2 separate regions of the Homo sapiens genome follow, and region 2 is linked to region 1. The links are chromatin loops, found by intact Hi-C in ENCODE. Cell type or tissue: CD14-positive monocyte. All regions are shown on one strand. Links, peaks and the distances in the headings refer to the core of each region. The heading gives the core; the rest is flanking DNA.

What was found. Hi-C counts contacts between places; a loop is a spot of excess contacts. Peaks named below come from ENCODE experiments on the same cell type or tissue, not always from the same donor. Only the 100,000 strongest peaks of a DNase experiment are listed, where the experiment ranks them.
Region 2: it touches region 1 in a loop (1.8-fold over the local background); 6 of 110 quality-filtered maps call a loop at or near these places.

What each region holds. Positions count from the first base shown.
Region 1 is chr16:73,165,139-73,168,052 of GRCh38, reverse strand. It overlaps a transcript of ZFHX3 not described here. Among named protein-coding and RNA genes, the nearest start is that of ZFHX3-AS3, 66 kb to the left of the region's middle. In CD14-positive monocyte, for the core only: no CTCF peak of the experiment used is centred there; a DNase peak (open chromatin) is centred at 1,542; H3K4me3 peaks cover 1,006 bases; H3K27ac peaks cover 1,233 bases.
Region 2 is chr16:73,112,154-73,115,067 of GRCh38, reverse strand. It overlaps a transcript of ZFHX3 not described here. Among named protein-coding and RNA genes, the nearest start is that of HCCAT5, 21 kb to the right of the region's middle. In CD14-positive monocyte, for the core only: no CTCF peak of the experiment used is centred there; a DNase peak (open chromatin) is centred at 1,537; H3K27ac peaks cover 840 bases.

The sequences.
Region 1 (2,914 bases), core at 224-2,723:
GATGATTTTATATTGTAAGAGGTTCTTCTAGAGCTAAAAGGAGCAGGTCTAACTGTGAACAATTTAGACAAAAGAACATTTAAACAGAGGTAGGAATTTATTTCAGCAAAGATGACAGTGGGAAGCATCGAGTCGTTTTAGGGTTGGAAATCTCTACATTTTAAAACCATTCACATTAGACTGGGGATGAATGGGAAACAGAAGTGTCTGAAAAGGTTCAAGCGGGTAGGTGAAAATCCGAAGGCAAAAATTGTTGCCCCTGGTGGGGACCTCTAATATTCAAGAGAATTTTCTGCAGAAAAGGATGTTAGTTTGAAGTTGCTATTCTTCTCTTGAATCTCTGCAGTTCCCTGAGCTGGTGACAAGTTCCATAATTGTTCTAGCTTTATTGTTTTTTTCTCCACAAAGCTATTTGTGAAAGAGCCATAAAATTGTCTTACCCAACGTTCTCAGTTTCAAGAAATATGATACACAGCAGATCGGAAGAAATTATTATTATTTTTTTTCTATTTCACAGCATCTTGGCACAAGTTCAGCACTGAAACAGTTAAAATATCAGCACATTTCACTAGTCTTGGGTTACTCATAAACATTCAGCAAAGCAATTTCACTCAATCGCACATATTAACTGCTTAAGTTCTTCTCTCTGAGGATGTGGACTGTTATTTTATGCCAAAAGTCCTGTAATTAAGTTTGACATAAGCACATGGATTAAACGTGTGGCTGGGAGGGAGGGGGGCTGGTCCAGAATGGAAGTTTCTCCCCTTGCCTTCTTGCCATATGGAAACTGTAACCAAATAATGTGCAAAAAATTTTAAGAGAATTTCCAATCCTATTACTCAGTGTTGTTTATCAGGTAAATCTCAAGGCCAATACAGTTACAAAGCCAGTTTTTCTTTTCCCCAATTTTGCAATAAGTACAAGAACAAAACATTAACCATCCAACAGCTGAGGAACCTCAGATTATCATCTTTGCAGGGCAGAGAACAGAACAGCTATTAGAAACTCTTCCAATGGGCAAGGGACTGTGGCTATAGTTTGGAGCTAATTTATCAAACTGATCTCATTCGGGGAAATCATGAGGAGGATGCTGTGTGTTGTGTTGTGTCGTGTTGTGTTGTCAATGACATTAAGGAATGCAACATTCTGATGCACTTTGTTCAGATGGCACTTTTATCTCATCAAGATTTTCCCTGTCTGGAGGGTCCTCAGGTGACTCTGAAAAGGCTCAAATCACTTAAGCAACGTAATAACAAATTTACTTTCAATTTCTGGCCATATTCATGAAGGTTTCTTGCGGTTTGAGAGAGGAATGCTCTTGTTCCTGCCTTCCTAAAAACAGCTAAAAATAGCTTTTCAAATGTTTGAAGGAGAAAACATCCTCCTTGAGTTTCCCCCAAATCAGAGGGAGCACACAGGAAATTAACCTGACAAGGGTAACCATGCAGCAGACCCCCTCCCTGCCTCTCTCCCAGTGAATGCTGCCCCGTGCTCTTGCCCAATCCGGCCCTTCCTTGCTTCTCTCTTTCCATTGGTTGAGCTGAGTTGACTGCTCTCTTGGTGGCTTCGTCTAGCCATAACTTCCTTAAAGCATCCAGAAATGTTATCCAAATGCCTGCCAGGTTCAAGTTCTTTATACTTGAGCCATCATTCTAAAAAATCTCATTGCAACTGTTCCCAGCTTCCTTCTTGATTTGTCTCTGTTTGTCCAAACCCGACTCGGAATCTCTTCCTTTTAGAGGGCCACAGACCAGGCAGTTCATAACACTGGTGTATGAAGCCCCATAAATCTCCATGTCACACCAATTTCTGGCATGGGTTTCTGACCATTTTCACATATCCATTTGTATTTTATAATAGGTGGCTCAAGCTGAACCCAGCTTTGAGATAAAGCCTTAAAAATCTGCTACACAGGAGTGAATAATTTACTTAGGTCCAATGCGACTCTCTATATTGCCCCTAATTTGGGGAGAATATCTGCCACATCTTTTAAAAGCCCATCCCAAGCCCTCCAGGAGTATTCTTGTTTCTCAGTTTATCCTCCTGGTTTTATAGTTCATATTTCTGCTCATTAAATTACATAAACCTGTTATTAGGCCCACAGTCGTAATGTATTCCAGGCATTCTGAATTGTCCTGTGCTCTTCTATATTATCCCCCAATTTGGTACAAAATATAATTACTACCTTCAACTCTACTATCCATGTCATTGTTGGGAATTGCCTGGTTCACTTACCCAGGGCTTCTTTTTCTTTGATATCCCAGGTAGTTATTTTTATTCCCCAAACTTATTCTTTAGAGGGGCCAGCTCGTAAGAGTAGCCCAAGAGACGTAATGGAACACGTACTCTACCCCACAGCTAGGCTCTTGCTTTGGTGGGGAGGGGTAGGGAGAAAAGACTCCAGCGATTTGCCATTTTCTGAGTCTAGTCCACTGACTTGAAGTTAATGGGATTGACTCAGGCCACGCTGACAAAGGTGGGCTCGGTCCACTTTCTGTGTCTGGTTACATTTTCCATAGACCAAGTTTGCCATTTTATTCTGCCAATATCTGATTCCTCCGCAACAACTCCAGAATGAAGCCACAGCAAAGACACATTGCCACAGGCGGGGCCCAGGCAGAGTGTGGATGGGGTTCCTTGCAGCTGATTGAAGTGGGGCAAAGTGTGGTATGTTAAGAACCCAGAGGCTTGAGCATAATCGTACAAGACCTCCTTGGAGTCCTGTTGAAACATTTTCTGCGCTTGAGCCTCTTCCACCTTTGTCCCCAAATATACTAACTTAGTCCAATTTTTCCTCCCAGCTGCCGGCGTGTTTTGCATCCGGGTTGGGGTAATTCCAGCTTGGACCTTGCATTCCTCCTGCCCTCCCTGTGTTCCCTCTGAGAAATCTGTAAGACTGAGAACCTGGTAGGAT
Region 2 (2,914 bases), core at 251-2,750, 53 kb after region 1:
CCAACAAAGAAGGCCTAGGGAGAGAAGCTGAAGACAGCTGCTTCTATGACAGTAGACTCTTGAGGAATCGCTATAGAAGGGCCTGGGGCCCCAGGGTAGAAATTGCAATCAGCTAGGCATGGTGGCATGCGCCTGTAGTCCCTACAGCTTGGGAGGCTGAGGTGGGAGGATTTCTTGAGCCCAGTAGTATGAGACCAGCCTGAGCAACACAGCAAGACCCCATCTCTTTAAAAACAAACTAAAATTAGGAAATAGCAGTAATCCTTTGCCTGTGAGTTGCCCTTGTGATCAAAGACAGGCTGGCCATTCACAAGGTGGCAAAACTTATTTCCTTGCAGAAAATTGCTAGTTTTCCCATTTTATTTTTTTTATTTTACTTTACGTTTTTTGAGACAGGGTCTCACTGTGTCGCCTAGGTTGGAGTGCAGTGACGCAGTCATGGCTCACTACAGCCTCGACCTCCTGGGCTCAAGGGATCCTCCCAGCTCACCCTCCTGAGTAGCTGGGACTGCAGGCATGTGCCACCATGCCTGGCTAGTTTTTAAATCTTTTTCATAGAGATGGGGGTCTCACTATGTTGCCCAGGTTGGTCTTAAACTCCTGGCCTCAAGTGATCCTCTCACCTTGGCCTCCCAAAGTGCTGTGATTACAGGCATGAACCACCATGACTGACAGTTTACCCAATTTCTGATAACAACCTAAGGGGTGATTAATAAAGAATATTAAAAAGGTAACTTTAGTTAAGAAAATTCCAACTTATCTTCAACCATAGTGTGAGACCATCACCAAATAGCCTCAGAAAATGAGTAACATACAGGCAAAATCCATTCCCTTGAAAGTTTCCAGCCAGACACGGTGGCTCATGCCTGAATCCCAACACTTTGGGAGGTTGAAGTGGGAGGGTCACTTGAGCCCAGGAGTTCGAGACCAGCCTGGGCAACAGAGTGAGACCCCCATCTCTTAAAAAAAAATGGCCGGGCACAGCAGCTCACGTCGGTAATCCCAGCACTTTGGGAGGCCGAGGCGAGCAGATCACAAGGTCAGGAGATGGAGACCATCCTGGCTAACATGGTGAAACCCCATCTCTACTAAAAATACAAAAAAATTAGCTGGGCATGGTAGTGGGTGCCTGTAGTCCCAGCTACTCAGGGAGGCTGAGGCAGGAGAATGGCTTGAACCCAAGAGGTGGAGCTTGCAGTAAGCAGAGATCGCGCCACTGCACTCCAGCCTGGGTGACACAGCAAGACTCTGTCTAAAAAAAAAAAAAAAAAAAAGTTTCCAAAAAAGAGTCTTGGTCATGAGAAAAACTATTTGTTTTAACCTTCCGCCCATGTAATGTAGAAATGGATGCATCATACCCCATTAGTAGGAACCAAGACCCGCCATCCGTGTTTAATTCCACTTTCTCATATCTCTTCTAGAATGTTCCTTCCTGTGCATTTGTTGCTGGCATTCACCTCCTTGCCTCTTCCCAGTAGCTCACGTAGTGGGTGTATGATTATAGCCCATGGGATTCTTGCATAATTGTAATTACTCACATTAAAGCAAGGCCTCGAAGGATGCCTCATTCTCCAGGCTGTCATGTGGACATGGGTGTGGATAGACGTGGGCCGTATTTATTGTGGCCTGTGATTTTTAATTTCTTAGAGGCAGCTTTATGAAAGCTGGCAGGAATTTTTGTACTTCCTCAGGCCTTTTGCTAATCCTCAATGACAACTTGTTCTTAATTTCCCAGGCCAGTTTATTGACCTCTGGGACGTGGTGAAAGATCTTATATTGTTCCTTCCTAGGAATATATAATGTCTCCTTCCTCCCTTCACTTCCTCTGGCAGCTTCTCCACCTCCTCGCCTGGTTCCATCTCCCACTCTCTTTCTCCAGGCCTCTTGCCCTCCTCTCCTGCTCTCCTTCTTTCTGACCTTCTCTTTCTCTAACTCCTCTTCTCTCTTCCTCCTCTCATTCCCTCTTTCTTTCTCATATTCTCTCTCTCCTTTCTCCCAAAGACTAATCCGGCTGGTTTGCTGGATCTTAGGGAAAATCCCTAAGAAGTTAGGGATTTTCAAAGTTTGTCTGAAGAGCCAAAGTTTGTCCAGTGAACCAAGGCGCAGGGCTGCTGTGGGTGCTGGGTCCAAAGTGTGCAGGATAACTCCAGGGCGGGCCTGGCTCCGATGGGGCTGTGCAGCCGCTCACCTGGTCAGCCAGGCCCCAGGGGCAGCAGCTAGGACCCTCCTCCCTGGATGCAGAGGAATGTGGGTGGGGTCTGGGCTGCTTCTCTCCGCCCTTCACTAACCTTCCCCTTTCTCAGTCTACTGGGGGAAAGCACTTACTTTTTTTTTTTTTTTTTTTTTTTTTTTGAGATGGAGTCTCACGCCGTCGCCCAGGCTGGAGTGCAGTGGCGCGATCTCAGCTCACTGCAACCTCCACCTCCCGGGTTCAAGAGATTCTCCTGCCTCAGTAGCCTCCCGAGTAGCTGGGATTACAGACATGTGCCACCACGCCCGGCTAATTTTTGTATTTTTAGTAGAGACAGGGTTTCACCATGTTGCCCAGGCTGGTCTCAAACTCCTGACCTCAGGTGATCCACCCACCTCAGCCTCCCAAAGTGCTGGGATTACAGGTGCCAGCCACTGGGTTCGGCCTTTTTAAAATTTTTTTAAATCCTTCCTGCCTGGCTTTGTTGTCATCCTTTTAATTTATGAGACTAGGACTCCCAAAGCTCCTTGCCTCACAGGCCCTGCCCTTCTTCCCTTCCTTCCGTTTTTCTCTGTCTTCCTATTGTGTCGACTCCTCTGTAGGCTCCTGCTTGGGGTTCTGCCTCTCTTTCTCTCATTATCCCACCCCTCTCTTCTTCTCTGTCTTCCCTTTTTCTCTCCTTCTTATCCCTCTTGAGATCAGGTGCCATGGGCAGACAGGAGC